7 separate regions of the Homo sapiens genome follow, and regions 1, 2, 4, 5, 6 and 7 are each linked to region 3. Evidence: chromatin loops called from intact Hi-C (ENCODE). Cell type or tissue: GM12878. All regions are shown on one strand. Each heading gives the region's core, and the rest is flanking DNA. Links, peaks and the distances in the headings are about the cores only.

Region 1 (4,323 bases), core at 147-4,146, 1.2 Mb before region 3:
TAAAACCTTCAGAAACGACTGCAAACACCTCTATGCACATGAACTAGAATACCTAGAAAAACAGATTCCTGGAAACATACCACCTCCCAAGAGTAAACCAGGAAGAAATCAAATCCCTGAACAAACCAGCAATGAGCTCCAAAATTGAAAGAGTGATAAAAAGCCTACCAGCCACAAAGGCTCAAGAGCAAACAGATTCACAGCTTAATTCTACAAGATGTATAAAGATGAGCTGATATTCTTTCTACTGAAACTATTCAAAAAAATTGAGGAGAAGGAAATCCTTCCCAACTCTTTCTATGAGGCCAGAGTCATTCTGATATCAAAACTTAGCAGAGATAAAACAAAAGCAGAAAACCTCAGGGCAGTATACCTAATGAACAGAGATTCAAAAATTATCAATAAAATACTGGGAATACAGCAGCACATCAAAAAGCTAAAGCACTGGGATCAAGTAGACTATATCTGTGGGCAGCAAGGTTAGTTCAACATGTAAATTAATAAATGTGATTTATTACATAAACAGAACAAAATAAAAACCACATGATTATCTCAATAGATGCAGAAAAGGATTTTCATAATATTCAACATGCTTCACGTAATAATCCTCAATAAACTAGGCATTGAATGAATATAGTTCAACATAGTAAGATCCATCTATGACAAACCCACAGCCAATATCATACTGAATGGGAAAAAGCTGAAAGCATTCCCTTCTGAAAATCACCATAAGTCAAGGACAGCCTGTTACCACTCCTATTCAACATAGAATTGGAAGTCCTGGCCACAGAAATCAATCCAGAGATAGAAATAAAAGATATCCAAATAAGAAGAGAGGAAGTCAAACTATCTCTGTTTGCAGATGACATGATTCTATTACTGGAAAACTCTATAGTCTCTTCTCAAAAGCTCCTTGGCCTGATAAAAAACTTCAGCAAAGTTTCAGAATACAAAATTAATGTACAAAAATCAGTAGCATTCCTATACACCAACAACTTCGAAGCTACAAGCCAAATCAGGAATGCAATTCTATTCACACTAGCCACCAGAAGAATAAAATATCTAAAGATCTCAACAGTAAGAATTACAAAACACTACTCAAAGAAATCAGGGACGACACAAAGAAATATAAAACATTTTGTGTTTACAGATAGGAAGAATCAATATCATTAAAATTACCATACTGCTCAAAGCAATGTACATATTCAATGCTATTTCTATCAAACTACCGATGACATTCTTCACAGAATTGGAAAAACTATTTTAAGATTCATATGGAATCAAGAAAGGCTTGACTAGCCAGGAAAATCCTAAGTACATAGAAGAAAGCTAGAAGCATCATGTCGCTTGACTTCAAACTTTATTACAAATATATGTCACATCTGATTATTGTCTTAATTATAGTCTTGGCTCTTTAGACTGTGTTTTCCCTTACATTTTAACATGCCTAATAATTTTTTTTGATGTTGAAAGCTGGGCATGTTTTATTGGGAAATTAAGACTGAGACAAGTAGGACTATAGTGCAGGAATTTATGTTTATCTAGCTAAGAGTTCAACTGCATTTTACATTTTTTTGTTATTGTTGCTATGAATTTCTTCAGTGACCTTGTTTTTGTCACCCCCTTTTTCCCCTCTTTACTTTGTATCTTTATTTTTCTTTTCTTCAAGGAGTCTGTCTCTTGCAACTCTCCCAGTGATAGTTCTCTGTTATATTCATGCCTTGTTATGGTGTCCGTAATATGTATTGAAGAGATGTTCATTAATGTTATAATTAAGCCTTGGCTTTTAGAGTGCACAGTAGCTCTATCTCACAGGGATGTGTCTCGAGTGTTTCATCTTCCCTCTCTCGGAGGCCTATTTTGTATTTTCCCCCATTCACATTCTAAGCCACAAAAATGTACCCTCCAATATTTACAGTCTGTATATTTAAATACTTCCCTGCCGCAAATTAAGGCCTTTTTTCTTAAGTGAGACAAAGATTATAGTGCTGATGACATTTTCCTCCTTTCAACTTTAATACCGTTTCACTAACGGCCTTTGCTGGTATCCTTTTCTCCTAAAAATTAAACTTGTTTTTTCCACAAGGGACTTAAGCCTATGTAGATGTCACAGTGACTATTTACCACCTTCTCGACTTAGCACCAGCAGAGGGAGCTGTCTTCCAATTGATCTGTTCTTCCCCCGAAAGCCTGTTGAAACTCCTAGGGGGGAAAAAAAAGAGGTTGCAAATGGACATCAACCTCAATACCACTGTGGCCCCCACCAGCTTCGGACAAACTAGCTTGTACTTGGCCTTCAGCAATTCATAGTTATTTTTAATTTTATGTTTCTATCAGTTTATATGGTGTTAACATTTTTTCTTTTTCCTCCAGGAAAGCAAATGGTTCATGTGTCTTCTTCCATGAGCCTTCAGGATTTTGAGACGGTCACATATCCATTGGCTTCAATTTTCTGCTGAGAATTAAGTTTTTAATATTCATGTTTATTAATTTTATTCTGAGTGTACACATGAGCTGTTCTAGATTAGATAAGTTTTCTTACTATACCTCACAGTATGTAATAAGTATGTTGGCTTGCCTTTTGCCTATTCATGGACACTATGGTGACATGATCACCAAGTCAATTGTCCTACATCAGTAGTTAGACACTCTATAGATGAATAAGAAAAAAATATTCCTTTCTGCTTACAAATGGAAAGGGGATAGCTGCTTTCATTCCCTCCTGAAAGGACCTTCTCATTATGCCAATATGCTGGTATATAATAAAATCTCTCCAGGAGCCACACAGGCCCATGTCTCTCAGCTTTTATGACCCATAGATGTGTAAAAGATCAGAGTTTATTCTTCCTAGAAATTCAAATATCTAGAAAGATAGCCACTCCAGAATCTCTAGCACCTCAAATCTTAATTTAGATAACTAGTCCAGGACATAACTCTTTTGTCATCTCTGGAAACGATACAATAGACATTAGCAAATGGCAAGATACCTGTCTCATTATATGTAAATAGTTATTCAAAGGCTAAGGCTTTATCCAAAAAAATTAGGAAGTCTAAAAATATTCTATTTCACCACAGCAGGTTCTTGAAAAATAGTTAACTTTTTGTTTGTCTACTTCATTTCTTGTTAAAAAGTAAAAGCTTCTGTTCTCAACTTCTTATCTGTCTGAACTGAACCCAAAAGTCCTAATCATTTTTTAATGACTTAAATATCATGGTAATACGCAAATAATATATAATTTACCACTTTAACCATTTTTAATTATACAATTTAGTTGTATTAACTACATTCACGTTATTGCATAATAATCACTACTACCCAACTCCTGAAATTTTGTCATCTCAAACTAAAATTTTGTGCCCATTAAACCATAACTCCAAACTACTCCCATTCCCAGCCATTGATAACCACTATTCTACTTTGTACCTATATTTATTTTAATATTCTAGGAATCTCAAATACAAGGAATCATACCATATTTTCCTTTTGTTGGTGGCTCTTTTTACTTAGCATAATTCTTTCAAGGTTCATTCACATTGTAGCATGCCTTGGAATGTTACTCCTTGTAAGGATGAATAATATTCCATTATATGTATATACCACCTTGTATTTATTCAATCAAGCATTGATGGACACTTGTTGCTCTAACCTTTTTTGTCTATTGTGAATAAAGCTGCTATGAACATGGGTTTAAAAATATCTCTTCATGCTTGTTTTCAATGTTTTTAGATATACACTTATACTTTATGATCATATGATAATTATTTTTTTTTTATTTTTTGAGGAGCTCTTAGATAGTTTTCCATTGTGGCTATATTATTTTACATTTTCATCAACAACGCACAAGGGCCTACTTTCTCTACATCTTTGCCAAAATTTGTTATATACTTTTTTTTAGTTAGTATCCATCTTAGTGGGTGTAAAGTAGGATCCGATTTGGAGTTTGATCTGCATTTTCTCAATGATTACTGATGTTTAACATCTGCTTATGTTTTTGTTGAGCTGCAATATATTTCATTTAGAGAAGTGTTCATTCAAGTCCTTCGAAATATATAGTCAAATATTTGTACGTTTCACCTGGGTTTTGTTGTTGTTGAGTTGTAACAGATGTTTATATATTATGACTATTAATTTCTTAACAGATATTTGATTTGCAAATATTTTCTCTCATTCTGTAGTTTGAGTTTTCACTATTGACAGTTTTCATGTACATAAGATTTTAGTACTAATGAAGTCCAATTTATCTAATGTTTCTTTTGTTACCTATGATTTTAGTTTTATATCTAAAAACAAAATTTTCCAAATCCAGCATCACGAAAATTTTC
Region 2 (4,323 bases), core at 133-4,132, 1.0 Mb before region 3:
ACTTCTCTTGAGGGGGACTAATACAGGAGTTATTTAGAAATAATTTTTAGGCAACTAGAAAGGGTAAAGGTTCTCAGTGGAAATATCCTTTAATAAAAAGCAACCCTTAAAACATTTTTTTTCTAACAGAAAGTGGCTTGAAAAATCAGACTAAGCATTGATATGTAAATGCCAGTGATTAGAAACCAGGTCCAACCAACATGGCAGTTCCCTCCCTCTTCTCCTTTTCACCATGTGTGCCAGGTGTGATGGCCACCTCCAGATAACACCACGTGTGCAAGACATCATGGCGACCAGCATTTGCATATTAAAAGACTAGGGTGAGAGGGCCAGGTTTTTCATGGGCTACATGAATGACACATCTGGTCACACCAATCCCCTGGGCCCTATGCAAATTAGAAACCACCTCCTTTAGCCTCTGAATATAACCAACTACGTTTCCACCACATGTGGGGTTTTTCTCCATTCAGGGCCCCCCTCCCTCTCTATGGAGGGAGCCTTTCTTCTTCTTTCTTGCCTAATTAAACTTTCCACTTTTTAAAACCACTCCATGTGTGTCCATGTCATTTACCTAATTGGCACAAGAAAAAGGATCCTGGTGTGGATAGCTGAATAGGAACAGCTCCAGTCTACAGCTCCCAGCATGAGTGACATAGAAGATGGGTGATTTCTGCATTTCCAAATGAAGTACCAGGTTCACCTCACTGGTACTTGTTGGACAGTGGGTGTAGCCCACGGAGTGTGAGCCAAAACAGGGCAGGGCATCGCCTCACCCAGGAAGTGCAAGGGGTCAGAGAATTCCCATTCCTAGCAAAGAGAAGCCGTGACTGACAGTACCTGGAAACTCAGGACACTCCTGGCTTAATACGGTGCTTTTACAATGGTCTTAGCAATTGGCACACCAGGAGATTATATCCAGTGCCTGGTTTGGCGGGTCCCATGCCCACAGAACCTTGCTCACTGCCAGCACAGCAGTCCAAGGTCAAATTGTGAGGTGGCAGTGAGGCTGGGGGAGAGGCGTCCACCATTGCTGAGGCTTGACTAGGTAAACAAAGCAGCTGGGAAGCTCAAACTGGGTGGAGCCCACCACTGCTCAATGAGGACTTCCTGCATCTATAGACTCCACCTTTGGGGGCAGGGAATAGCTGAACAAAAGGCAGCAGAAACTTCTGCAGACTTAAGCACCCCTGTCTGAGAGTTTTGAAGAGAGCAGTGGTTCTCCCAGCATAGGTTTTGAGATCTGAGAATAAACAGACTGCCTCCTCCAGTGGGTCCCTGTACCCTGAGTAGCCTAACTAGGAGACACCTCCCAGTAGGGGCCGACTGACACCTCATACAGCCAAGTGCCCCTCTGAGATGAAGCTTCCAGAGGAAGGATCAGACAGCAATATGTGCTGTTCTGCAATATTTGCTGTTCTGCAGCCTCTGCTGGTGATACCCAGGCAAACAGGGTCAGAAGTGGACCTTCAGCAAATTCCAACAGATATGCAGCTGAGACACCTGACTGTTAGAGGGAAAACTAACAAACAGAAAGGAATACCATCAACACCAACAAACAGGATGTCCACACCAAATCCTCATCTGTAGGTCACCATCATCAAAGACCAAAGCTAGATGAAACCACAAAGATGGGGAGAAACCAGAGCAAAAAAGCCAAAAATTCTAAAAATCAGAGTGCCTCTTCTCCTCCAAAGGATCACAGCTCCTCGCCAGGAATGGAACAAAGCTGGACAGAGAATGACTTTAATGACTTGACAGAAGTAGGCTTCAGAAGATGGGTAATAACAAACTTCTCTGAGCTAAAGGAGGATGTTTCAACCCATCATAAGCTAAAAACCTTTAAAAATGATTAGACAAATGGCTAACTAGAATAAACAGCACAGACAAGATGTTAAATGACCTGATGGATCTGAAAACCACAGCATGAGAACTACATGACGCATGCACAAGCTTCAGTAGCCGATTCGATCAAGTGGAAGAAAGGGTATAAGTGATTGAAGATCAAATGAATGAAATGAAGCAAGAAGAGAAGTTCAGAGAAAAAAAAGAGTAAAAAGAAACGAACAAAGCCTTCAAGAAACATGGGACTATGTGAAAAGACCAAATCTACGTTTGATTGGTGTACCTGAAAGTGACAGGGAGAATGGTTGGATATTCAGGATATTATCCTGAATTATTCTTCAGGATATTATCCAGGAGAACTTCACAACCTAGCAAGGCAGGTCAACATTCAAATTCAGGAAATACAGATAATGCCACAAAGATACTCCACGAGAAGAGCAAATGCACGACCCATAATTATCAGATTCACAAAGGCTGAAATGAAGGAAAAAAAATGTTAAGGGCAGCCAGAGAGAAAGGATGGGTTACCCACAAAGGCAAGCCCATCAGACTAACAGCAGACATCTCACTAGAAACTTTACAAGCCAGAAGAGTAGGGGACAATACTCAACATTCTTAAAGAAAACAATTTGCAACCCAGAATTTCATATCCAGCCAAACTAAGCTTCATAAATGAAGGATAAATAAAATGCTTTACAGACTAACAAATGTGAAGAGACTTTGTCACCACCAGGCCTGCCTTACAAGAGCTCCTGAAGGAAGCACTAACCATGGACAGGAACAACCAGTACGAGCCACTGCAAAAGCATGCCGAATTGTAAAGACCATTGAAGCTAGGAAGAAACTGCATCAACTAACGGGCAAAATAACCAGCTAACATCACAGTGACAGGAATAAATTCGCACATAACAATATTAACATTAAATGTAAGTGGGCTAAATGCTGCAAATAAAGGACACAGACAGGTAAATTGGATAAAGAGTCAAGACCCATCAGTGTACTGTATTTAGGAGACGCATCTCACAGGCAGAGACACACATGGGCTCAATGCTGCAAATAAAGGACACAGACAGGTAAATTGGATAAAGAGTCAAAACCCATCAGTGTACTGTATTTAGGAGACGCATCTCACAGGCAGAGACACACATGGGCTCAAAATAAAGGGATGGAGGAAGATCTACCAAGCAAATGGAAAGCAAAAAAAAAAAAAAAAAAAAAAAAAAAAAAAAAAAAAGCAGAGGTTGCATTCCTAGTCTCTGATAAAACAGACTTTAAACCAACAAAGTTCAAAAGAGACAAAGAAGGCCATTCCATAATGGTAAAGGGAGCAATTACACAAGAAGAACTAACTATCGTAAACATAGATGCATCCAATACAGGAGCACCCAGATTCATAAAGCAAGTCCTTAGAGACATACAAAGAGACTTAGAATCCCACACAATAATAATGGCAGACTTTAACAACCCACTGTCAACATTAGCTCAATGAGACAGAAATTTAACAAGGATATCCAGGAATTGAACTCAGCTTTGCACCAAGCAGACCTAATAGACATCTACAGAACTCTTCACCCCAAATCAACAGAATATATATTCTTCTCAGCACCACATCACACTTATTCCAAAATTGACCACATAGGTGGAAGTAAAGCACTCCTCAGCAAATGTAAAAGAACAGAAATAATAACAAACTGTCTCTCAGACCACAGTGCAATCAAATTAGAACTCAGAACTAAGAAACTCACTCAAAACCGCACAATTACATGGAAACTGAACAACCTGTACCCTGAACGACTACTTGGTACATAACAAAATGAAGGCAGAAATAAAGATGTTCTTTGAAACAAATGAGAACAAAGACACAATGTACCAGAATTTCTGGGACATATTTAAAGCAGTGTATAGAGGGAAATTTATAGCACGAAATGCCCACAAGAGAAAGCAGGAAAGATCTAAAATTGACACCCTAACATCACAATTAAAAGAACTAGAGAAGCAAGAGCAAACACTTTCAAAAGGTAGCAGAAGGCAAGAAATAACCAAGATCAGAGCAGAACTGAAGGAGATAGAGACACAAAAAACCCTTCAAAAAATCAATGAATCCAGGAGCTGGTTTTTTGAAAAGATTAACAAAATTGATAGACTGCTAACAAAACTAATAAAGAAGAAAAGAGAGAAGATCAAATAGATGCATAAAAAATGATAAAGTGGATATCACCACTGATCCCATGGAAATACAAACTACCATCAGAGAATACTATAAACACCTCTATGCAAATAAACTACAAAATCTAGAAGAAATGGGCAAATTCCTGGACATATACACCATCCCAAGACCAAACCAGGAAGAAGTTGAATCCCTGAATAGATCAATAACAGCCTCTGAAATTGAGGCAATAATTAATAGCCTACCAACCAAAAAGAGTCCAGGACCAGATGGATTCACAGCCAAATTCTACCAGAGGTACAAAGAGGAGCTGA
Region 3 (4,323 bases), core at 252-4,251:
CCACCACCCCATCCTGCATCCTCTGCCAGCAAATATTGGAAAGCCACACAGATAGGGACAAGAAAGATGAACAAAAGAGAACCTGGAAGCTGAGGAACCCTGCCCAGTTAGAGTTGTCTAGACAATGGGATCCAGGTTTTACGGGAGGTGCCTGGGCCTACACTTTTGAGTGACTATGGGTGAGGATACATGTATGTGCCTGAGGATGTATGGAAGCACAGATAAAGACAGGAAAAAGGTGAGATGTGATGGGAGTTAAATGTTAAAAATGAGGACCTCTGACATTCAGACTCCCAATGCCACCCCGAAGAACTCTGTCCAGATCTTCCTGCATTCCTTTCTTCTTGCATTTTCCTTATGCAGGCACTGGAGGTGCCCCCATGGTGATTACTACACATGAGAAAAGGATCCACATTTGTTGACAAGTGACAGAAAGGGAGTGATTCCTGTTCCATGGTACTGTTGCCCTTCTTCCTGGAATGCCCTGAGAGTGCAAGCCCATGCATGAAACTGACGTTCGTGAGAGTAGGTCATACCCCTCTGAGTGTGGGAATCATAACCTGTAGGGTGAATTTTCTCTCCTCTAAAGCTCTGCACGTTCCCAGTGCAGCCTACACATCCAGGAAGACTTGTAACAAGCGAAGAAAGAAAACATTTGCAATATTCTGAGATGGTTGTGTTCCATGCTGCTCTCCAGTCACTGAGAGGCATGGGTAAGACATGCAACCTTTAGAGCAATGAGGCCACAGCTTTGCATCTCAACAAGTGTTCTGTATGAAGGACCCATGCATGGCTTTCCCATTTCTGCCTGGAGACCCAAAAGGGGTGGCACAATTTGTCCTCCACTGTCTCATCCATTTTCCAGGCTGAATAATCTGACAAGCAATAGAATTCAGCTTGAGGAGCCCAGAGTGCTCGGTATCAAACCAAGGAACAGCCACCTCACCATCTGCAAAGACACGCCAGCCTCAACCTTCACTTCCATGCCCAGCACAGGAACACAGAGGAGGCCCAGGCGAAAGTGAGCATGGCTGGGGCCTGGCTACCCATGTATTTGGCAGAATGACTAAGATGCCCGGGGAATTAACTGGTGAGCCATCACATTCAGTGAGCACACATGCTCCATCAGCTATGCCAAGTGGCTTTCTCTAGGAGAGCCGCCTGTGGAAGCCACCCAGAATACCCCTCCTACTCTTGGGCATGGATGAGTGCCTGGGCTCCAGTGAGAAAAGTAGCTGAAGGCCTGGGACAGGTGTCCAATCTGTCGAGTCTCATCCTGACAGACACCTGGCCCGACCTTCTTCTGCTAGAAGGGTCAACAATCTATGGATGCCTGTTGGACCTGGGTGCTTTTGATCCAAGCTTTTGTCCCTTCCCCAAGAAACAGTGTGTTCCCTATTTACAAGCGTAGTGCTCACAAGCAGGCAGCCTGGTCTCCTTAGGAGGCTTGTGCAAATTCAGAGAAGTAATCAGCAGTGGCCTACAAGCAGGCCCATGCACTCACACACCCCTCCCCCATACCCCTTCACATTGCCCCCAGTGCGACCTATCCCCACCATGCCACAGCCCCAAGGGTGGGATTTCTTGAGGATAGGCTCCTCTGGCTCACTGGGACCCCTGCCCAGAGAGGAATCCAGAGGGAAGGAGGGAGGCAGAGAGCCTTTCGCATGTTGCAGGTTTCCCCAAAGAGACCATGTAGGTGGGGAGTCCTGCTGTAGATGAGGTGAGCGCTCCTTGGCCGGTTTCTTTCTTTCTTTCTTTTCTTTTTGTTTTGTTTTGTTTTGTTGGAAGCAAAAGGAGAAAGAGAAAAGCAAGGGAAATAAGTGACTGCCATTTCTGGAGCCACACTGCCATCCAGCGGCAGTTGTTTCTGAACACGACCGGCTGCAGGGATACTTGCCTTCTGACAGGCACAGACTTCAGCGAGAATATGTCGGGCTGGGTGGACTCTGACTAAGCCAGAGTTTCCCCCATCGCGGTTTTAAACCTTTGAAGGAAGTGTGCCTGCCATTTGGACCCCACGGAGAAGCAGCTAATCTAGAGGCCCAGGGACAGAGCAGCCAGGCAGCCCCAAGACCAGTCAGTCCAGAGTGCGGAGGTGCCCTGGCAGCCATCTTGAGGTGGGCTTAAGGGAAGCCACTGACTACTGACGGCCGAGACTGGGGTCGTTTACACTGGTCTCTTTTGTGGGGAGTTCTGGGGTGCCCTTGCCTGGAATCACGCTGGGGCCAGAGGTCCCCTATCCTCCCAGTGAACCAAGGAGCTGTGGGGTGCTGTGGGCGGGACGACTCCTGCCCGGCAATTCCTGGAGATGGCCAGGGGAACCCATGGAGGGCCGCCCCTTCCTGCCCTTTTTTCGGAGAGGGCTGTGGAGCCCGGGTGCCATCCTGGTAATGAGCAAGGGCAAAGGGCCAGCCAGGAGTTCCTCTCTCGTCCAGCTTCAGCCTGGGGGCCCCACACCGCCACCATCTCTTTCGTGCTCCTGGGATTTCTCCAGCACTCATGCCCAGCTGCCTCCAGTTTCCAGAAACAGATTCCGCTCGATGGCACTATGGCTCTACAAAGGCCAACTACAAGCTTAACCCTGCCCCTCCAATCCGACGGCCTCCACCCTTTCCAATGTGAAAAAAAGAAAAGGGAAAGAGAAACAAAAAAAAGACAGGGAGGATAAAAAGGAGCCAGCCACCTGGTCTCAGGTTGACCACCAAACTTAAGGGACCCTACGACCTAGGACCAGTAGGCAGGAGACACTGCGGAAATCCTCTTTATGCCGCCAGCCTTTGCTTTTCCTTTGGCCCTCTCCAGGTTTCATGGCTCATGCTCATGCAGAAAAATAGAAGACAAATGATACATAATCATGGCCACTGGGAAACCACAGGAAGACTGGGATCATGGGGCTGCCGCCCCAGGACAAGGTGCTGGTCACCCAGCTGAATTACCCAAGGTTTTGCTGCAGGACTGGTGGTTCTCCCAAAGCCTGGAGCTCCAGATAGAGTTTACCACCTTGGGCTGGCACATGGAGGTCACCAAAATGAGCGAACAGCTCAACAGGCAGTCACAGGGCGTGTGGCAGGAATCTCCCTCAGAGGGGATACTCAGCAACTGACTGAAGTCTGACTCTGTGCAGGCTGTCCTGGCTTTCACATGGGGTGGGGGGGAGGGGTGACATGAGGGTGGCTTAGGGGAACTGGGGAAGGCCACCACGCAACACAGATTCCCATGGCATCACAGAGGGCCAAGGGTCCCAAGGGGACTGTCTGCCTCTACCCAAGGTGTGGTCCCTTTTTAAGCAGGTTGACCCAGGAGGCTCCAGTTTCACACTGGCTGCTGGGGCTTATCTGATAACAGACTTCCCGCATTCATTCTCAGGAGAAGGCCTTAGGTGCCCAATCAACAGCATAATGACCCAGGCCTGGAGCCAGGAATCCTCACCCATAGCCCATTGCCTGTGGCCGACTGAGAGCCTTTATGGGAGAGTTCGTGGGCAGTCTGGTGGCTATGGCGACACATGTGTGTGTGCGTCTGTGTGGGTGAATGCTTGAGCCCGCACCCCTGGGCCTGTGTGAGGATTTGTGTGTGTGTGTGTGTGTGTGTGTGTGTGTGTGTGTGTCTATGAGTTTGTGAGTGTGCATGTGTTAGTGTATGTCTTTGTGTCTGTGTGTGTATCTCCCTGTGCATGTGTGTTTGTGATTATATTTGTGGTTGTCGGGGTTTCCCTGTGAGTCCATGTGGTTGTGTCTGTGTCTGTGGTCTCTGGGTGCCTGCCTGTGTGAGTGAGAGTGGGCAAATGGGCACGTGGGAGAGACAGCCTGCCTATACACACTGAAATCTGGATCGTTGTGTTCACATGGCTGGATTGAAAGAAAAGACAAAGGGGGACAACTTGCCAAGGCTCCTGCTGGCTCAGGATTACACATTTAGAGCATCCACAAAGAGAATGGGAAAGAATGGTGAGCCATGAGGAACAGGTTAAGGGGTGGGTTCATGGTGACATTTCATGAAAAGTAACACATTGGCGCCTTTGTGGAACACCAGAGGGACTGAACTGGTGACCTTCATATCTGCTCCTTTAAGAACAAATGAGGCCTTTCTCACTTTTGTTCTGCAAAGGGGCATCCTGCATCACCAGGAGCAGAGGAAGAAGCAGTCTCAGTATAATGCTTGACCCGCCAAGAGCCAAAAGTGAAAGGAAAAAGAGAAGAAAGAAGAGAAAAATGAGAAGGAGAAGGAGAAGGAGTAGAAGAAAAAGAAAAAGAAAAAAGAGGAGGAGGAGGAAGAGGAAGAAGAACCAGAAAGACAATAAGAACAAGAAGTGGCAGCTTC
Region 4 (4,323 bases), core at 246-4,245, 480 kb before region 3:
CATATATGAATTCATTTAATTCATCACAATAACTCTAAAAGGTAGATTCTATTATCAAATCCATTTTTCTTAAAGGACATCAGAGACACAAAAAGTTAAGAAATGCTTTTAAGGCCGGGCGCAGTGGCTCACACCTGTAATTCCAGCACTTTGGGAGGCCGAGGTGGGTGGATCACGAGGTCCGGAGATCAAGACCATCCTGGCTAACTCGATGAAAACCCGTCTCTACTAAAAAATACGAAATATTAGCCGGGCATGGTGGCGGGCGCCTGTAGTCCCAGCTACTCGGGAGGCTGAGGCAGGAGAATGGCGTCAACCCGGGAGGCGGAGCTTGCAGTGAGCGAAGATCGCACCACTGCACTCCAGCCCAGGCGACAGAGCGAGACTCCGTCTCAAAAAAAAAAAAAAAAAAAAAAAAAAAAAGAAATGTTTTTAAGATCACAGAGCTAGATCGTAGAAAAGCTAGGATTTCTGAACCCAGGGAGTCTGACTCTAGAGTCCATCCTTCTAATCATTATGTTACACAATCTTCTATGTGCCAGGTTCTTGATATGTATTATCTGCTATTGGTGTGGCACAAGGTCACAGAGCCATGAACAGACAGTCCAAAATTTGAAATATATCATCTTTCTACTATTAGGTTGGTGCAAAAGTAATTGTGATTTTTGCCATTAAAAGTAATGTCAAAATCTCAATTACAAAATCACAATTACTTTTGCACCAACCGAATACATCCCATTGCCTCCCTAACTGGTAGAAAAGCATGCATGAGTGGGTAGAGGCTGGGGAGGGGGTACGGCAAGAAGACAGGATATGTCTTTGAAAGGTAACCAGGAGTACAATACAAATATTAATAATTCATACATTCAGGAGCACATACTGAGATAGTATTTGCTGCATGCCTATTCTTTGTTAAGTAGTATTGTAGATTCTGGAAATAAAGCAATGACGAAAAACAAATGAAACAGCAGAGAGGTGAAAACAAGCAGAGTATAAATAAACAATACTAGACTGTAGCTCAAGATCTCCAGGTAACCAATCACTTATATGACAGAGATGAATAGTCCTGCCTGCACAATTCTATAGAGAACGAATGAGCTGCTTAATTTTTTTAATTTAGAACTTTCAACAATTTTTGTGCAAATCATTTTACTTCAGTTTCCTTATGCATAAAATATGAATATTGCCTATATAACTGCATCCGTGAAATAGAATATGTTTAAGTACCCAGGCAGAGTATTTCACATATACTATGCAATAAATATATGGTAGACGCAGCTTTTACTATCCTAGACCAAGTACTACTTTTACTTTAAATCAATTTTAAAAAGAATTGGTTGAATGGTAAGCAGCAGGTTGATCTGGGGCCTGTGAGAGACGGAAGAATAGAGAGAGAGAAAGGGAGAGGGAGAGAGAAAGAGAGAGACTGACTTTCCATAGCTGAGAATCAGTTTGAAATTCACACCTGCTTTACCCCACACACAGTAATTATGCACAAATAGGACAAATGGATAGGAAGGACTATGACGGTACCAAAATAGTCCAACCCATGCCCACAGTAAATGTCCTTGGTAAAAATAAACGTACTACAACACCCAGAAGTCTCCCTTCATCCCCAATAAATGCCTCTCCTAAGTCGCCCTAGTAGAGAATGGAAAGGAAACCACAACCACCGCCACCACTAAGCTTCCTGGATCCTGCTAAAAGACCTGTCCCTCCAGCCTCTTCTGAATTGCATTCTCACCTTTCTCTGTCGGATCAGCTTGGCCAGCTGCATCCCCGAAAGCAGAAGCAATGGTTCAGTCACCGGCCGAGGGGTCTTTGAGGCAAACTTTGGACCCCCTAAGACTAAAGCTGCTCGGCCTACTAAGCCTATGAGAAAGCCTAGCGCCCGCAAGAGGAACAACTGAATGCGGGCGGTAAATGAAGGTGCCATCGCAGCCTGGATTCCGCACGGTCCTAGTGCTTGAGGGTTACGTGCACCCTGGGGAAAGGACGAGAAAAGTACTAAGCAAAGAGGGACTTATGAAGCTTTTCGTTTACAAGTCCAGTGTCTACCCACAATTCCACAGGAGCTTGTTTATCATCACCTGCAGGGCTCCTAGCCAGAGATGGGGGCGGAGACTTCCCAGCAGCTGCCTGTGTGCAATGCTACCTGTCGTTAGTGCTGTTGTAACCCAAGACAGAAAATGCGTCATAAGAAAGAACACTGGCCTTGGAATTCCCCAGTTCTGCTACTGTGTAGCCCTGGCCAACCTACACTATATCTCCTAGTCAGTTTACTCATAAGAAAAAAAATGGGAATAACTACTCCTATATCAAAGGGTTACCATAAACACTAGATAATAAGTAAAAACATTTAGCACAATTTATGGTAAATAGTATAAGTGGTAGTTGTTATAGTTTATTTCAGCTGTGCTTGTGAAAAAAGTGTTGTAAGTATACCTTTGTATGCAAATATTCAGTATGCTCAACAAACAACTAAATGGCAAGTATATATATATTTTCCATATGCATATTATTTAATCCTTATAAGATCACTAACAGGTAGTACTGATGAACATCAAATCTCCAGCCCATCTGTCTCCTAAACTGGACACTTGAAATGCCTTTTTTGACATATCCATGTGAATGTCTTCCAGATCGTTCAAACTCAACAAGTCCAAAACTCATCCTTTTGTCCCCCAGACTGCTGCCCCTACAGGTCTACAAATGGAATTTTCATCCACCCAGTCAGCCATGCCAAAAATCTAGAATCACTTCAGATTCTTCCATTTCTCTTATTCTCATGACAGAATCCAGCCCTTCCTTCTCAACTCAGTCTGGCTCAGATCTCACTGAGGTTTACATGAACTTCTACAAATAATCTAGCTGATCACTCTGCCTTTATTTATAGAGTGTTCTTTCTAATATGTAAATCTGACAATATTACACCCCTGCCAATAACTCCGCAATAATTCTCCATTTTCCACAGATTCAAGACCCATCTACTTTGTCCAGCATTCGACTCTCATGACTGGTGTCTGAAAAACTCTATGCTTCATCCCTAACCCCTTCTATCCCTCACATGCTAAGCTCCTGACAAACAACTATCCGAAAGTTCTCTCTTCCCTCCTTATCTTTGCATCTGCTTTCCCAACCTCTTCATCTAGTTCAGGACAAGTACCACCTCCTCCAGTAAGTCTTCCCTGAACTTACAACTGGGTGTGATGCCACTCTTTTGTAACCCTGCACTCCACAGATTAACAAAATCATAGCACTTACAACCCTCTGTTATGTGTTAGGTTTTTGTGTCTATGCCCCATCTAGATATAAACTCCTCGAAGAACAGGGTCATTCTAATTCCTCTTTGTATTGCCAGAGCCTGACATAGGGCTTGATGAGAAGTCAATACAGGTTTGTAGGCTGAAGGTATGTGATTATGAGATAATGAGCGTTGAAGATAGGGATTCGAGCTTGGCATTTAAGGTCTTGGGTAGGTGAAATGACAACGTCATCCAGGTCACTGTCTTTTCACCTGCAGAACTTAGGTTGATACTGAAAGTGTCATCACAGCACTTCTAGCCTAATTCAAGCACCTGGTAGAAAGCAGGTTAATCATGACAGGCACATCTAGCAGATCCAGTAAAGAAAGCTGATAAAGCAGGTTGTCATAATCTAGGCTCCATTACAGTTCTGAGCAAAACCTGTTAGCTGAGTGAAACTTCCTTACCAGAGAAAGGTTTTGTCAAAATGAAAATATTTACTTTGCCCAACTTTTGTTACTTTATTTAAGTTGTAAATGACAAATATGTGAGCCTGAGGTACAAAGAATGCTCACTGATTGGGCTCTGACCAGACAGACCTGAATCCAAATCCTAGATCCAGCACTCATTATGTTTTTGACCTTGAACAAATCACTTAATGTCCCTAGGTGTGTTTTCTCATCTGTAAAGTAGAATAACAGCTGCCATATGGTGTTATGAAGATTAAATCACATATGGATGTAAAGCTTCTGTTTTTTTTTTACAATCTTAAATATTTTAATTTTATATTAATAGTTAGACCATGTTAAGTATATTGCCATTGTTGGCAACATATCACCAGAACATTTTTATCTTGCAAAATGAATACATACTATACATGAATCGACTACCTGTTTTCCCCATTGACTGGCCCTTTACAAATGCCATTCTATTTTCTCTTTTTAAAAGTGCAACTACTTTAGCTAACTCGTATAAGTGGATTCATACTTTTTATGATGGACTTATTACACTTATCATAAGACCATTAAGATTTATCTTTAAAATAAATGTTAAATTTCCTGCTTTTTAAAAGCTGAAT
Region 5 (4,323 bases), core at 249-4,248, 1.1 Mb before region 3:
AAAAGAAACCCTTGGGTGCTTCTTCTGTTTCAAGGGTCTGATTTATTTGGAAAGGCAAGTTTATCTGAAATTTTGTATTATTGATTGCCCAATTTTAAAATGTTGCCTTCTGGGACATCTTGACAAAAAATATTTCTCAAACATGAAGAAAATAAATATAATAAAAAAGAAATGTCTGTGGGATCAGATGACTGTTCTTGATTTTACCGTTTCCATTTCATAAGCCAAGCTTATTGACCCCTTCCTACCTGCTAGTCATTGAGTCTGAGTTGACCAACTCAAAGATGGAAATATCGAGCCAGATGGTAACAAATTCTCCATGAATCGATTGTTCAGTTTTGACAGAATCCCAATTGCAAGCCATTAGCTGCTTTTCAAAAGGGATGTACCCTGTAGCCATATTAGGGAGGCAACAAGTCCAGTTCCCCAAGGGATCTCTCTGGGTGTTGACTGCTTCCCCTTGCCAGGTGCCCCCATCGGCAAAATCATCAGTTACACAGATTTGTCCTGTATGTAATATTCAAGGAGTTGATTGAGGTTCTGAGCCTCTTTTTCGGTGGCAGGTTGTATGAAGAGACGTCAATTTTTTCCTGTTAGAGGGATCTAATGTTGTGAATTTGCCTGCTTAGTCCCAAGAGATTACTTGGCAAGCAGGCCCCTGTATTTGGGAGCATAAATCAGCCACCCTTGCTGACAGATATGTAATAACACTGCATTGAGGACCCTTGAGACTGAGACTTCTAGCCGGCCAGCTGACACAATTATTATGTATATAGTGAAAATATTGAACATTAGAAGGTAGAGACACTAATGCTAAATCCTGAGCCAACCACTGCTGACAAATCTCATTGGAGTTTGTTCCACTAACACTTCCCTCTACCTCTGTCTCTCTGTGATGGGGATGACTTTATATGAGACCTGTAGAATGAGAAATTACAAGCATATGACCCATCAAATCCTGCCATTTATAAGTAGAAGCAACAAGAACAGTTTATTCAACTTTCCCAAAGGCGTCCCTGTACAAAGTCATATTGGCTTCCAAACCCCACTGTGAACCATGCCCAAACCCCAACAATTGCTTTTCTGGACTTTTTTCCCTTAAATGAACTCAGACCTAGAGTTCACTACAGGAATTTCAGGGGTTACAGCAAGAGCTGTTAGGGGATTTCCCTATGTCCAGGCCAGAATGTAGGGATTGCAGGGGAGTCTTGGGATGAGGCGAGGGGTGGGGACTGTAAGCCTTTTTTGTAATCCCTCTGGCTCTTTGCCCCAGCTTGTATGCTAAATCCTCTCCTGTGTACCTCCATTTGTGCAGAACTGTAAGGGCTCAGGGATTCTTCCATTCTGTCCCTTGATTTCCCCAGCAGCTCTGCTCCACAGTCTTGGTGCTTTCATCTACCTCATACCTATTACCCCTTCCCTCCACTCCCCAGAAAATCAGATAAGATAGTGTCATGGGAGATTATATGTAACAGTTCTGTGAACATGTGAGTCCGTCCCTTTCCTGAAGTACCCTACCATGCATATGCCTTTTAGTCTGTCTTGAGGACAGAGAGACTTCTGGCTCACCACTAATCATCTTTCTTCTTATAGCACCTGAAGTGAGAAAAGGAAGAGAACCAGGAGTTAGGAAATGCAGAGAGAGAGAGAGAAAAGACTCTGTCTATACTAGTAAGCAAGGCATGTTTGCATTTGGTTTCCAGTAGCCAGCAGTGTGGTTCAACCAAACAAACTTCAGATGGTTTTTTTTCCACTGAAAACTCTATATCTTCACTGCTGACGCCACTTATTCAGGTTTGGCAAGTCATTGACTCAGCACCATGACATCATCCCTTCTTCCTCCCATGCAGAGGAGAGTGAACAACAACCAAACCATGATTCAAACAGCTTGGTTTAATTCTGCATCCTGCCCCTCAGCTTCATTAATAGGTAGGAGAGTGAGTGGGGAAGGGCCTTTAATGCACTTAGTGCCAATCCATTCGGGAAAAAGCATTTGCTCTCCAATCCCGAGGAGTCTTCTCATATCCCCTAACCAGGCCAGTGAAGCACCCTTGTTTTATCACTTTCCAGAATGCTATGTTTCATCTTCATTACCAAAATTGGCAAGAAATGTGAAGAGTTTGAGACTGTACCCTACTTGCAAGCTCACAAACTAGCATACCTCAGTTTCACAGATGTTGGCAGAATATATGAGATTCTTGGGTCAGAGTTTGTTTTGGTTCATGTTTGCATTAATTCCCCTTGCCCTCTGCCCCAAATCACACAGGAGAAATGAGGAGCAGCCAGTCAAATGTTGACATACAAGTATTCTTCAAACTATAGTTAGAGACAAAAGCTGTTACAATAAATGTAGAAAGGCCATGGACAATTATCTCAACAATATCTGACCATTGTTTCTCCACTATCTTGGCTTCTGACAAAGTTTGCCATTAAGTATGTGTGTTGATTTTCTGGATATCAGGGCTGAGCAAGGAAAAAGTCATGACCATTAGATGGCAGTAGCACACAACATGCTTTATTTGGTTGGCCCTTTGAAAGGTTTCAGGAGAGTGGAACTTCCCTCACAGCAGGAGACCTTCCAGAGGCAGCAGCAAGAGGCCACCACCCAGAAGAGGAAGAGTTCAAGGCAACTTCCAAAGGAGAGAAGAATTGGACAGGAGGCTCATGTGTCTATGGGATGTTACTCAGCAGCCAGGTGTGGAGTCTCTGTGTCAGAGAGTTCCCATGGGCATCAGAGGCTTGGGGCTTTTGTCCAGCCCCAGAGTATGTCCTATCTACGGCTAGCAGATGGTGTGTCTGGTTTTACAGAGGGTGCAATGTGGGTGGGTTCTAAAGGGCCAAAAATGTGCTTACTGGGGGCCATATTTAAAGCAATTGGGTGTGTAAACATTTGATTTTAGTTCCAATGAGCTTTGAGCTAATGGTCTTAGCTGTCTCTGAATATAGGGAACAAGATACAAGGCACCATCTAAAGATATTAATCCACTTATTTAACAGTCCATGCCTTGGCCCCATGTTGTTTTACAATCTAAGTTGTATGCTATTTCATGGAGTCTCAGTTGGGAGCCAGCGATGAAGCATCCTCAAGACCCAGAATGCTATAAGGCTACAAATTAGGATTTTAAAAGCCAGTTCTCAGCCAATCTGCCCACTTGGGCAGCCAGTAGAATAAATTTGAAAGGAGACAATTTTGTTTTGACCAGTCCGTTTAGTCAATAGAGTGGCATTTATATCCCCTTTGGTACATGACCCCAGCTATCTGTAAAACTTGGTGTTATCTACGCACATGCAGGAAGATAATTTTAGCAAGCACACAGCCCCTGTGCCCTGTGACCCCTCCAGCAGCCTGACCTAGGGCTATGCAGTTATCTCACACCATGGCCACTAAAGTACAGTGAGATTCAGCAAAGAGTTTCAGTCCTTGGGCTGTTTATCTAATTTCTGTGGGTAATTCCTGCAACATGGCTATGTGTTTCTCTTAATTGTGGTGTGCTGTTCCACACATATGCTGTTCCTACTGCCTCCAAAATTAGTGATCCTAGGGAAGTTAGTACCATGAGGAACTATTTGGAAAGCTCATTTGTGACATTGGGGAGTCACATCTAGTGTGGTTTGGTGGCGGAAAGTACTTGAGGGAGGGGGTTCCACTGTTGAATAAAATTCTACTGGAATTTTGCACCAATCCCAAGTGCAGGAAATATTCTTCAGGGTTGGATGAGGAGAAGATTGTGATAGGGAAGCCATCTGATTCCTTTACAGGACCTCCAGGCTCCCTCTGCTGCCTGAATTCTCTGTTCCACTGAAGGGAAGTTCACATGGCTTTGTGAAGTTCCAGAAGTTCCAGGTTGTGTTAATAGGAGCAGAAAATGGTATAGTCAAACAAGCTTGTGTTATCCACCTTGCATTCAGCACCTGGGTTAACTAAATTTGTCATGGGCTCAGCCCACCATTGTCTATACATTTACGTGAGATAAGTCTCTGGATAAGGTTATTGAATGTCAACGGTTAGGAGAATCGGCTCATCTAAATAAGTGAGGTATATGATGCAGCGTTGCCAGGGAAGAAGTATTACACTATATTTTCTAAAATCAGGTTGGCAGAAGCAAGCCCTGCATTAGGTTAGATTTACCATTTTATATGTTGCTGTGGCTAAGGCTATAGGCACGTTTGGTGTAGTTGGCAATTGCATGTTCCTCCTTGCTGTGACTGTTGTGCATTGTGCTTGAGTTTCCTGTTGATTGCCAATAATAAATAGCATTGATGTGTTCCCATGAGTGTGGGATAGGTTTTGCAGGTGTTATTGGCAGTCCAAGAAGAACGTTG
Region 6 (4,323 bases), core at 260-4,259, 180 kb before region 3:
TAATGCCGGTAATGTTCTGTACCACGAAAGGAAATGCCAATTTGTTACTTAGATGTACAGAAGATTGTTAACTGGGTATATGGAAATTAAGAATGTAAGCATATACAGACAAGGACTGGTGGTAAGGACAGAAAAATAGAATTTAAGAGCTGTGCGGGCCTTGAGATTGTCTAGTCTCCCTCCTCATTTGTACAGAGTATGAAACAGGTCCAGAGAGTGGAAAGGGTTTAAAGTAACAGTAAAGTCCTATAGGAGTCACATCTTAAATCAGTATGTCTGACTCCCAAGCCACGCTGCTACTGCTGCTGCCCCTTCTTCTTTTGTCCCTTTTTTTTTTAATGAAGGAAATTAAAAAAGAGAGATACATTTTTAGTTCTTATTTTATTCCAACCCCATTTTTTTCCTTTGTCGCTGAACTGTAGTTGATATGTCCTTCCTACTAGTTTATTTTTTCACTATATATGTATCCCCAAAATATATATTGTTTTCATGTTTTAAATTTTTACCCATATAGTGTACTATGCCAGTATTTTTGTGTCCTGCTTTTTTCACTCTATTTTTGTGACCTTTTCATATGGATATATAAAATGCCATTTTGAGGCTATACCACAATGTATATATTCCCAAAGAATGAATATCTAGGTAATTGTTAGTTTGGGATTTTTTGTTTGTTTGTTTGTTTGTTTTTAATTCTTGTTCTAAAATATCCTTACACATTTCTCCTTTTGCACATGAGTTTCTGTTGTGCATATGCCTAGAATTGCTGGGTCATAGGGTGGGCACATCTTCGATTTTGCTAGAGAATACCAAACTTCTCTTCCGAATAGTTACATTGGTCTGTCAGGTGGAACCAGAATCTGATCTGAGTACGTCACAAGATTTAGTGAGGATCCAAGCAGAACTAGAGTGTGAAAACACGTGTGAAGTTGTTGACAGTGCTGTGTCATGAATCGTGAAGGGGCAATTTTAAGTCAGCATATGGACAACAATGGTCATAGGTAGACACTGGATAAATGACCAACTTGTCCTATGAACGAGGTCTTAATTTTATCTACCTTAGGACCAAGTCCAGAGAATCAGCAAAAATGATTACATTTAATTATATCTTCATGTTTTGTGAGGGCTTTAGATCTGATATAAACATACAGGAAAAAATCCTTTTTAATAAAGCTGGAAGAGACATAATAGCATCAGTTTCTAGGCAGAAAATCAGCCCTATACAAATTCTAAAGGCCGGTTACAAACTGGACATGTTTTAACATGGTTTAGAATGTTTTCACCGAAAAACTAGCACTGTGCCTTTGTCTCTGAGAAAAATAGATAAATGTGTCAATTATGTGTTTACAGTTTAATTCATATTCAGTTATATTTTGCAGCTTAAAAGGCCACTAACAAAAAAATAGAACATAACAAAATAAATCTCACTTGGAATACTGGTTGTTTTGTTTGCTGTTTGGTTCTTTTAGTGTACTTTCCTTTTTACTGTGTTTTTGTTTCTGGGTTAAGATGGTGGCAAACTGGTGATGCTTCATCCACTTTTACTCTCTCACTGAATAATCCATGATGGACTGGAGAATCTCAATGATTGGTTCACCATACTCTGGCAGAAATTCCTACTGACTGCCATATAGGTAGGGCTTGACTAAGAAACTCTTGGTAACCAATGCAGACTCAGACCTCTTGAAAAAAAAACAGCAGGGCCAAGCTGGATAAAAGCCAAAATTACTATGTTTGCCAGATTACACTATCAGGTTTTGTAGAACAGCTAGGACTCTCATATACCTAAAGATAGTGAAAAGATGTATAGAGATTGCTGAGGTTGGAAATATATGTTGAGTTTAATCTAACACTGTAATCTACAATGGCCTTTCAATGAAGGTTTAAGGAATTTGGAATCTGTTCTGCAGGCAGAAGGGAAAGTACTGATGATTTTGAGCAGTGACAGTAGGATCAGATGCATGCTTTAAAAGGTCCAGAAGTATAAAGGGTATATGTATATTAGGGCTGGAGTGGCTGGAGGCTGGGAGACAAACTTATTGCAAGACTCCACATAAGATCATATTTACCTCACTGAGTCCTGTCCTCAGGTAAATACTGTTAATTAAAAGGGTTTCACCATTTACAGAGCTTTCAGATTATTTATCCTTAATATTATTATCCCCACATGTGCTCATGAGCAAGCCTCTCAGGATCTTCTGCTCCAGTCTTGTGACGGTAGCATGTTCCTGCTTCTGGTGGTGCTAAACCCTGGGCAATCATCTCTCCTAGGAACAGCTGTTCTTCATGGGTGACTGCTGTGAAACCAACAGGATGGCCTCTTTTCTATTTAATCCTAAGAGTGGGCATAAGGTAAGCGTTTACAAGATTTTACTGAAAGTTTTGGAATGTAAGAAGGAAAATGCTACACTGAATATAATTACAACTATTCAGGCACAGACGCATCCCAGAGTCTCCTACCAAGTTGACTCTCCTGTCTGTCTTCCTTTTCTGCCTTCACTTGGCTTCAGACAGCTCACCTTCCAACCACTGGAAGTGTTTATAGCATCTCCACATCTGTCCACAAGGTGGAGTTCAAGGCCAAATTTTTCACCAGCTCCAGATACTGAAAGGAGTACTTTTTCTTCATTCATAGTCAAGGTAAGGCCTGCCTCCTAGGTCTTCATTTCCTGTTCATACATTGAATCTGACAGTGGCAACATATTCCCTTTGGAGGAAATTCTGTCTAGGCCTAAAGCAGTGTGGTCTAGCTTTATGGTTTGATTAAAGACAATCACACAATGTCCCATATATTTCCTACATCACATGTAGGCCATCAACAGTCTGATCAAGGTTTGGCTATGTCAAGTCCAACACAGCTCCTAGGTATCAAATGATCATAAACTCTGGAGGTTCACTCTCACTCATGGCACCTGTCTTAGCCTATTTTCTGTTGCTTATAACAAAATACCTGAAAATTTATTTAAAAAAATAAAATGTATTTCTTACAGTTCTGGAGGCTGGGAAGTTCAAGATTGAGGGGCCACATCTGGTGAGGGCCTTCTTGATGGTAGAAACTCTCTGCAGTCCTGAGGTAGCACAGGGCATCACATGGCAAGGGGACTAAGTATGCTAACATGGTAGCTTAGGTCTCTCTTTCTCTTCTTATAAAACCACCAGTTCTACTTCCATGATAATCTGTCAGTGGATTAATCCATTCACAAGGGCAGAACCCTCATGTTCCAATCACCTGTTAAAGGCCATACCTCTGAATACTGCCACATTGGAGATTAAGTTTCAACATAAGTTTTGGAGGGAATATTCAAACCATAGAAGTTCCTTTCTGTGTATTTTTATGCATGCATGTACACATGTGTGTAGAGACACAGAGAGGACCAGAGAGGCAGAAAACGCATATATACACCTGTACATTAAATCCATCTATGTGCACATATACGAAGTTGTAGAAATAGAACCATAGTATATATCCTCCTCTATAAATTTTTCCACTTAATAGAACGTGAACATGTTTGTAGGTTCTTATATGCAGAGTTACTTCTTTGTATAGTATTCCATTGTGTGAATAAAGCATAATTTATTTAGCAAATCCTTGTTGATATATATTGGGACAGTTTCCAAAATGTGGTTATTATGAACAATGCCACCAAGAACATTGTCATACACATTTATTGTGTACTTATGCATGAATTTCAATAGTGACACGTTAATTCAAATATTTATTTCTTATCTTTCCAGGTAAAATATTGGGTAGGTCCTTTGGAGTTCTAGACTCAGTTTGAGATTACAGAAGATATGCTCAACATCCTCCTTTGACCTGGTCCCAGTTTCACCATATTTGCTAGATGCTTTATAGTCTCTGGTAAGGAGGTGTACAATTCTCTGATTTTATTTCAGTTTTTAGGGAATTTTATTTTGTTCATTTCAACAAGAAAAATTACATAAACAGGTAACAGCTCCACTCAAAGCTGTTTTAAATGAACAAAATATTGGACTTTGTGAACAAATATGATACTTTTTCTTTCTGCAATTATTGGCTAGCAATCTTATTTTACTAAATCTATACTGACAAATTTAATTTGGTCCATTTATTTGAGTTTAAAGACTATTTCAAACTCTCCCCAGTGAAACAGTCATGGGCCATTGCTATCCTCAAAAGAACTAAATATATAAATAGCAGCTTTCCTCAAAAAAGATGATAAAGTCTTCTTTTCCCTTTAGAGCATAAATTTCAGTGGCAGGTAAAACTATTTTAGCAACAATATGCTCACTTCTTCCATGATATGTTTTTCTTCCCTACTAAGTTGAAAGTTTTTCTCAGTTTCCATA
Region 7 (4,323 bases), core at 173-4,172, 790 kb before region 3:
TGCCATGAGGAGAATGTCTGAGGGATAATGGCAGGAAAAAGATATATCCATTATAAAAGAGGACAGAAAGGCATAGCAAGGATGGGGATGTGCAGGAAAGGGAGGGGAGAGGGAAGAAAGTAAACTGACCATAAAAGAAACCAATTCAAATGGAAAACAGCGACTAACCTTGACACAGGAATGAATCATGAAGGCTGGATGGGTAGACTGGGAGGGGTGAAAAGAATGTATATTCTTTGTTTTAAGCTATATATAAAATTGTCAGATTTAGCCAAAGCCTAGTTGGAATGGGAGTTGGCTAAATTACATGAAATGTAACACAGACATTGCCAAAACTACTTCACAGGGTTGTTCTGAACAACGAGACACAAATTGTGAAGATGTTCCCCAAATTGCAAAATGCTACACTAATGTAAGACAGATAGTTTACACAATATTCCAGTTCAATCTTTCCTTTCAACTCTGGGAAATTACAAGTGCAAACAATGAGATCTACAGAGCACAGAAAGAAAAAAACCTCCACTGCTCCATTATCAGATTTTCAGGGAACAGCAGGCTTCACAGTCACAGAGAAGCCTGACTTTCAAAACAGAGCAAAGATGGTGACAAACTGATCGAATGGAGAGATACGCTCTTATGCATGTGGGCAATGTCCCCACTCCTGGTATTACCCACAGCAATTCTTAGAGGGAAAATTATTCAGTAGAGGGAAAATTATTCAGTAGAGGGAAGAGGGAGTAAACAGATTCCCTTGCCTACTTCACCCTAAACTTCATAAACCTCTTTTATCTGCACATGAATAAGATTAAACTACTCCAATTATTGTCTTATAAAAGGAAGGACTGAGAGGATAAAAATGGTACAAATTCACCAACATATGCCAAAACACAGAGTATCTTTCCTTAACATAAGAAACAGGAAGAGAAGAAAATTTAACAGTGTGTCAGGTATGTGTGTGCATTGTTATAATCAGTTAAAAGCTAGAAAACTGAAGCTTAATAACTAATTTATTCAAGGCCACTTATCCAACACCACAGAGCCAAAATTTAGCCCTGGGTCTGTTTCATGTCAAAGTCCTGGCTGGCAATTTCCACAAAACTGCCTTCCATCATCAAAAGAAGTTAGGAAGATAAACAGTGAGAACAGCCAACACATTTTTTTGCTATCTATTTTTTCTTGTTAGTTCTATGACTATTTAAGAAAATATTTTGGCATTGAATAATATTTCTATTACATAGCATTTCCTCCTTTGCTAATGCTTAGTAACTCTACAAAGATGACTCATCATATCAGAAGCATCATGAATTAATGCATTTATCTGCAGCAGCTGCTAATACCACAAAAAGAGAGAAAACCACAGATTATGCGCCACCTACTAAATGAACACAACATAACCTATGAAACATTCATGCCAAAAGCCATGTTTCAATCTCATCAAGTCTCTAGACATAACTAGCAAATTAAAGAAACAGAGGATAGAGGAAAGCAAACATTACCATAGGGATGCAATTAGCAAAACTTAAATTGTGGCAAATGCTACATGTGAAACAACCTCATTTCATAAACAAAATCGCAAGGAAAAAAAGAAAGATGAAAGGGAAACATACGGATTAAGAAGACACTTAGGAGATTTACGGGATTCTACTAATTAAAAATAATAAAACAAGTAGCATTTATGAGGCAATTGGAAGTTTGAACCCTCACTGGATATTTACTGATATTAAAGAATTACTGTAAATATCACTTGCGATAATGGAATTATCATTTTTTTCCATATCATCCCATAGCTTTCAGAGATATATAAAGAATATTTATGGATAAAATGATCAGATGTCTGCTATTTGTTACAAAATAATACTAGAACATGGGGAGTGAGTGAGGCTAAGTTAAAAAAGATTGTTCATGGATTCATAATTGCTGAAATTGAGTGAAAAGTACATGGATGTTCATCATAGTATGATGTAACATTATGTATGTTTGCCAAAAAAAGAACATGTCAGGGCTGGGGGGGCAGTTAAAAAAAAACGCATGCCACATCACTGAAAAACGTCCTCATATTTTTCAAGGAAAGAAATGTATTATCAAGGAATCACAGAGCAGAAAGACCTTAAAAGCAATCTATTCAAACCACCTCAATTTATAAATAAGGAAATTAAGGCTCAGATAGGTTAACTGACTTGCTCAGGGTCACACAACTTGTCAGTTCCAAACTCAAGATCAGAATTTAAATCTCCAAACTTGTAGTCCAGGGCTGTGCTCTTTTTGCAAACCAAAAAGAAATGACTGCACTTAAATATTTAGTCCAGAATATCCTCAAAATTGACTGTAATAAAAGTAAGCCACATGATGAGGAATGAATAGAGTTGGTTCATACCAAAAATGAGCTGCCAGTCACAGTGATAAGATCTGTTTCTTTCTGAGAACCATGGTTTCCTGCTGCATTGGGGAATCCAAACTGGGTTTCTCCCTCCTGTCCAAAGAAGTCAGAGTCAGGATGTACGTTCCACTCCGCTTTGGTTGGTGTCAGTAGTTCTGAGACACTGTTTTCACAAAGGGTGCTCGAAGGAGTCAGAGCATCTGTGTCCACTGTTAGCTTACTGCTGGGTGTCAAAGCCTGAGGCTCTGGACTGGAGTTTTTCATGGCCAAAGAGTCCAGAGATCCCAATGGCCCCACACTTACACTTGAGACCTCATCCATATTTAAGGAGCTCTGCTGAAAACCAGTGGCCGCCGTTCCAAAAAAGAGAGAGGTATCCAGACTTTGAGGAGGGTCGCTGGTGGCCATCAAGGACGGAGGGTCCACAGCCTGCCCTACGGAATTATTATTATTAGCAGGGAGGTGCCCTGCCAGAGTCGAGCTCACAGAAGCCACATCAATAGTCAAGATTCCAGAGTTCACCAATGCTGTGTCCAGCAATGCAGCAGAAGTACTGTCAGGTACATCAGAGAAGAGAGACACTATCTCTGCATCACTGAGATCATTCTGTCTCTGGCTGGTAAGTTCACTGCTGGGTGTGAGAGAATTTGCTGCTTCTAGCTGAGCTAAGAGATCCTGGCCCACCTTATGCCTTTTAACCATGTGCGTCTTCATGCTGTGCTTGGATGTGAAGAGTTTATTACAAGAGGAGATCGGGCAACGGCTTTTCCAAGTGTCCACATCCTGCAGGTGTTTCTTGGAGTGAATGTAGAGGCTACTGCGAGCAGAGAACCTGGCACAGCAGCCTGCCACAGGACACACGAAAGGCTTTGTGCCCAGGTGGGTTATGCTGTGGCCTTTCAGATGTTCCGCCCTCGTGAAAGATTTCCCACAGCCTTCCACAGGGCACATGAACCTCCGGTCATCGTCGTGCTTTCTTTTGTGCCTTAAGAGTTTGGACATGCTAGTGAAGTTCCAGCCACAGCCATCAAAGTCACAAAGGAAAGGTCTCTCGCCGGTGTGACTCCGCAGGTGAATTTTCAGCCTACAAGCCTTGTCATATTGTTTGCTGCAGCCAGGAAAAGAGCAGGAAAACAGTTCCTGTTCCCTGAAATGGGCGCGGTTATGGGAAAACAGAGCACTCACTGTGATAAATGTCTTCTTGCAGCCAGAAAACGCGCACTGGTAAGGCCTCTCCGGTTCGAAGTGGCTGCGCTGGTGGGCGCTGAGTTTGGCCTGCGTGGGGAAGCTCTCCTCGCACACCTCGCATTTGAATGAGTTCTCCTGCTCATGGCCCTTCATGTGCGCCTTGAGGTTGTACACTGTGGTGAAGCTCTTGCCACAGCCCTCTGCCGGGCAGCCAAAGGGCCGCAGTTTGTCGTGCGACTGCAGGTGCCTCTTGAGCTTGTAAGAGGTGGTGAAGGTCCAGCCGCAGCCACCCAGGGGGCATTTGAAGGGCCTCTGGCCCTGGCTGCTGCTGTGCGTCAGCAGGTGCACCTTCAGCTGGTGCTTCTTGGCGAAGGTTTGCCCGCACTGCGCCTCGGGGCACAAGTACAGCACCACGCCTGGGCCGGAGCCCAGCGGTCCGCGGGGGCCCAGGGCGGCGGCCGGGCCCTCCGCCTCCTCCTCAGGCGCCGGAGCTGGCGCGGGTTCGGCCGGCTCAGCTAGCAGGAGGTCTGGCGGCAGCTCTGGGCAGTCACCCGGGTGCGCGGCATGCGGGAACCCAGCTTGCGGGGCGATCAGACACCCGGGCTGCTGGGCAGGAGCGGCCCCTGGCTCCCAGGCGTGTGGTGGGGGCGTGGCCAGGGTGAGGACGCCGTTCTCAAAGCGCAACAGCAGGTCCTGGTTGTGGATAGTGACTGTGCCCGCGAAGGCCGCGGCGGGGCCGGGGGCGGAGATCGGGGCCG

The links. A loop is a pair of places that touch in the nucleus more often than their neighbours do. Peaks named below come from ENCODE experiments on the same cell type or tissue, not always from the same donor. Only the 100,000 strongest peaks of a DNase experiment are listed, where the experiment ranks them.
Region 1: a loop joins it to region 3, with 12 times the contacts of the local background. A loop is called at or near these places in 7 of 110 quality-filtered maps.
Region 2: a loop joins it to region 3, with 5 times the contacts of the local background. A loop is called at or near these places in 3 of 110 quality-filtered maps.
Region 4: it touches region 3 in a loop (4-fold over the local background); 3 of 110 quality-filtered maps call a loop at or near these places.
Region 5: it touches region 3 in a loop (6-fold over the local background); 11 of 110 quality-filtered maps call a loop at or near these places.
Region 6: a loop joins it to region 3, with 6 times the contacts of the local background. A loop is called at or near these places in 52 of 110 quality-filtered maps.
Region 7: it touches region 3 in a loop (5-fold over the local background); 7 of 110 quality-filtered maps call a loop at or near these places.

What each region holds. Positions count from the first base shown.
Region 1 is chrX:58,024,027-58,028,349 of GRCh38, reverse strand. No RefSeq gene overlaps it. Among named protein-coding and RNA genes, the nearest start is that of ZXDA, 120 kb to the right of the region's middle. In GM12878, for the core only: a CTCF peak has its summit at 2,145 (motif pointing right); a DNase peak (open chromatin) is centred at 2,179.
Region 2 is chrX:57,812,850-57,817,172 of GRCh38, reverse strand. LOC124905232 (a long non-coding RNA gene) reads left to right here. Exons shown (of 2, transcript XR_007068362.1): 2 at 1-546. Among named protein-coding and RNA genes, the nearest start is that of ZXDA, 95 kb to the left of the region's middle. In GM12878, for the core only: no CTCF peak of the experiment used is centred there; no DNase peak of the experiment used is centred there.
Region 3 is chrX:56,801,265-56,805,587 of GRCh38, reverse strand. All of the region lies in intron 2 of NBDY (negative regulator of P-body association), which reads right to left. Among named protein-coding and RNA genes, the nearest start is that of NBDY, 74 kb to the right of the region's middle. RefSeq lists an enhancer at 2,006-2,145. In GM12878, for the core only: CTCF peaks have their summits at 1,870 (motif pointing left) and 2,533; DNase peaks (open chromatin) are centred at 1,857 and 2,593; H3K4me3 peaks cover 931 bases; H3K27ac peaks cover 2,264 bases.
Region 4 is chrX:57,284,439-57,288,761 of GRCh38, reverse strand. FAAH2 (fatty acid amide hydrolase 2) reads right to left here and starts at 2,056. Exons shown (of 11, transcript NM_174912.4): 1 at 1,745-2,056. The coding sequence starts at 1,936. In GM12878, for the core only: no CTCF peak of the experiment used is centred there; a DNase peak (open chromatin) is centred at 2,071; H3K4me3 peaks cover 792 bases; H3K27ac peaks cover 481 bases.
Region 5 is chrX:57,927,746-57,932,068 of GRCh38, reverse strand. It overlaps the pseudogene MYCLP2. Among named protein-coding and RNA genes, the nearest start is that of ZXDA, 19 kb to the right of the region's middle. In GM12878, for the core only: a CTCF peak has its summit at 2,491 (motif pointing right); no DNase peak of the experiment used is centred there.
Region 6 is chrX:56,976,606-56,980,928 of GRCh38, reverse strand. It overlaps a transcript of SPIN3 not described here. Among named protein-coding and RNA genes, the nearest start is that of SPIN3, 17 kb to the left of the region's middle. In GM12878, for the core only: a CTCF peak has its summit at 2,562 (motif pointing right); a DNase peak (open chromatin) is centred at 2,608.
Region 7 is chrX:57,592,506-57,596,828 of GRCh38, reverse strand. ZXDB (zinc finger X-linked duplicated B) reads right to left here. Exons shown (of 1, transcript NM_007157.4): 1 at 1-4,323. The coding sequence ends at 2,369. Among named protein-coding and RNA genes, the nearest start is that of ZXDB, 2.7 kb to the right of the region's middle. RefSeq lists silencers at 3,941-4,130, 4,191-4,323. In GM12878, for the core only: no CTCF peak of the experiment used is centred there; no DNase peak of the experiment used is centred there; H3K4me3 peaks cover 1,504 bases; H3K27ac peaks cover 217 bases.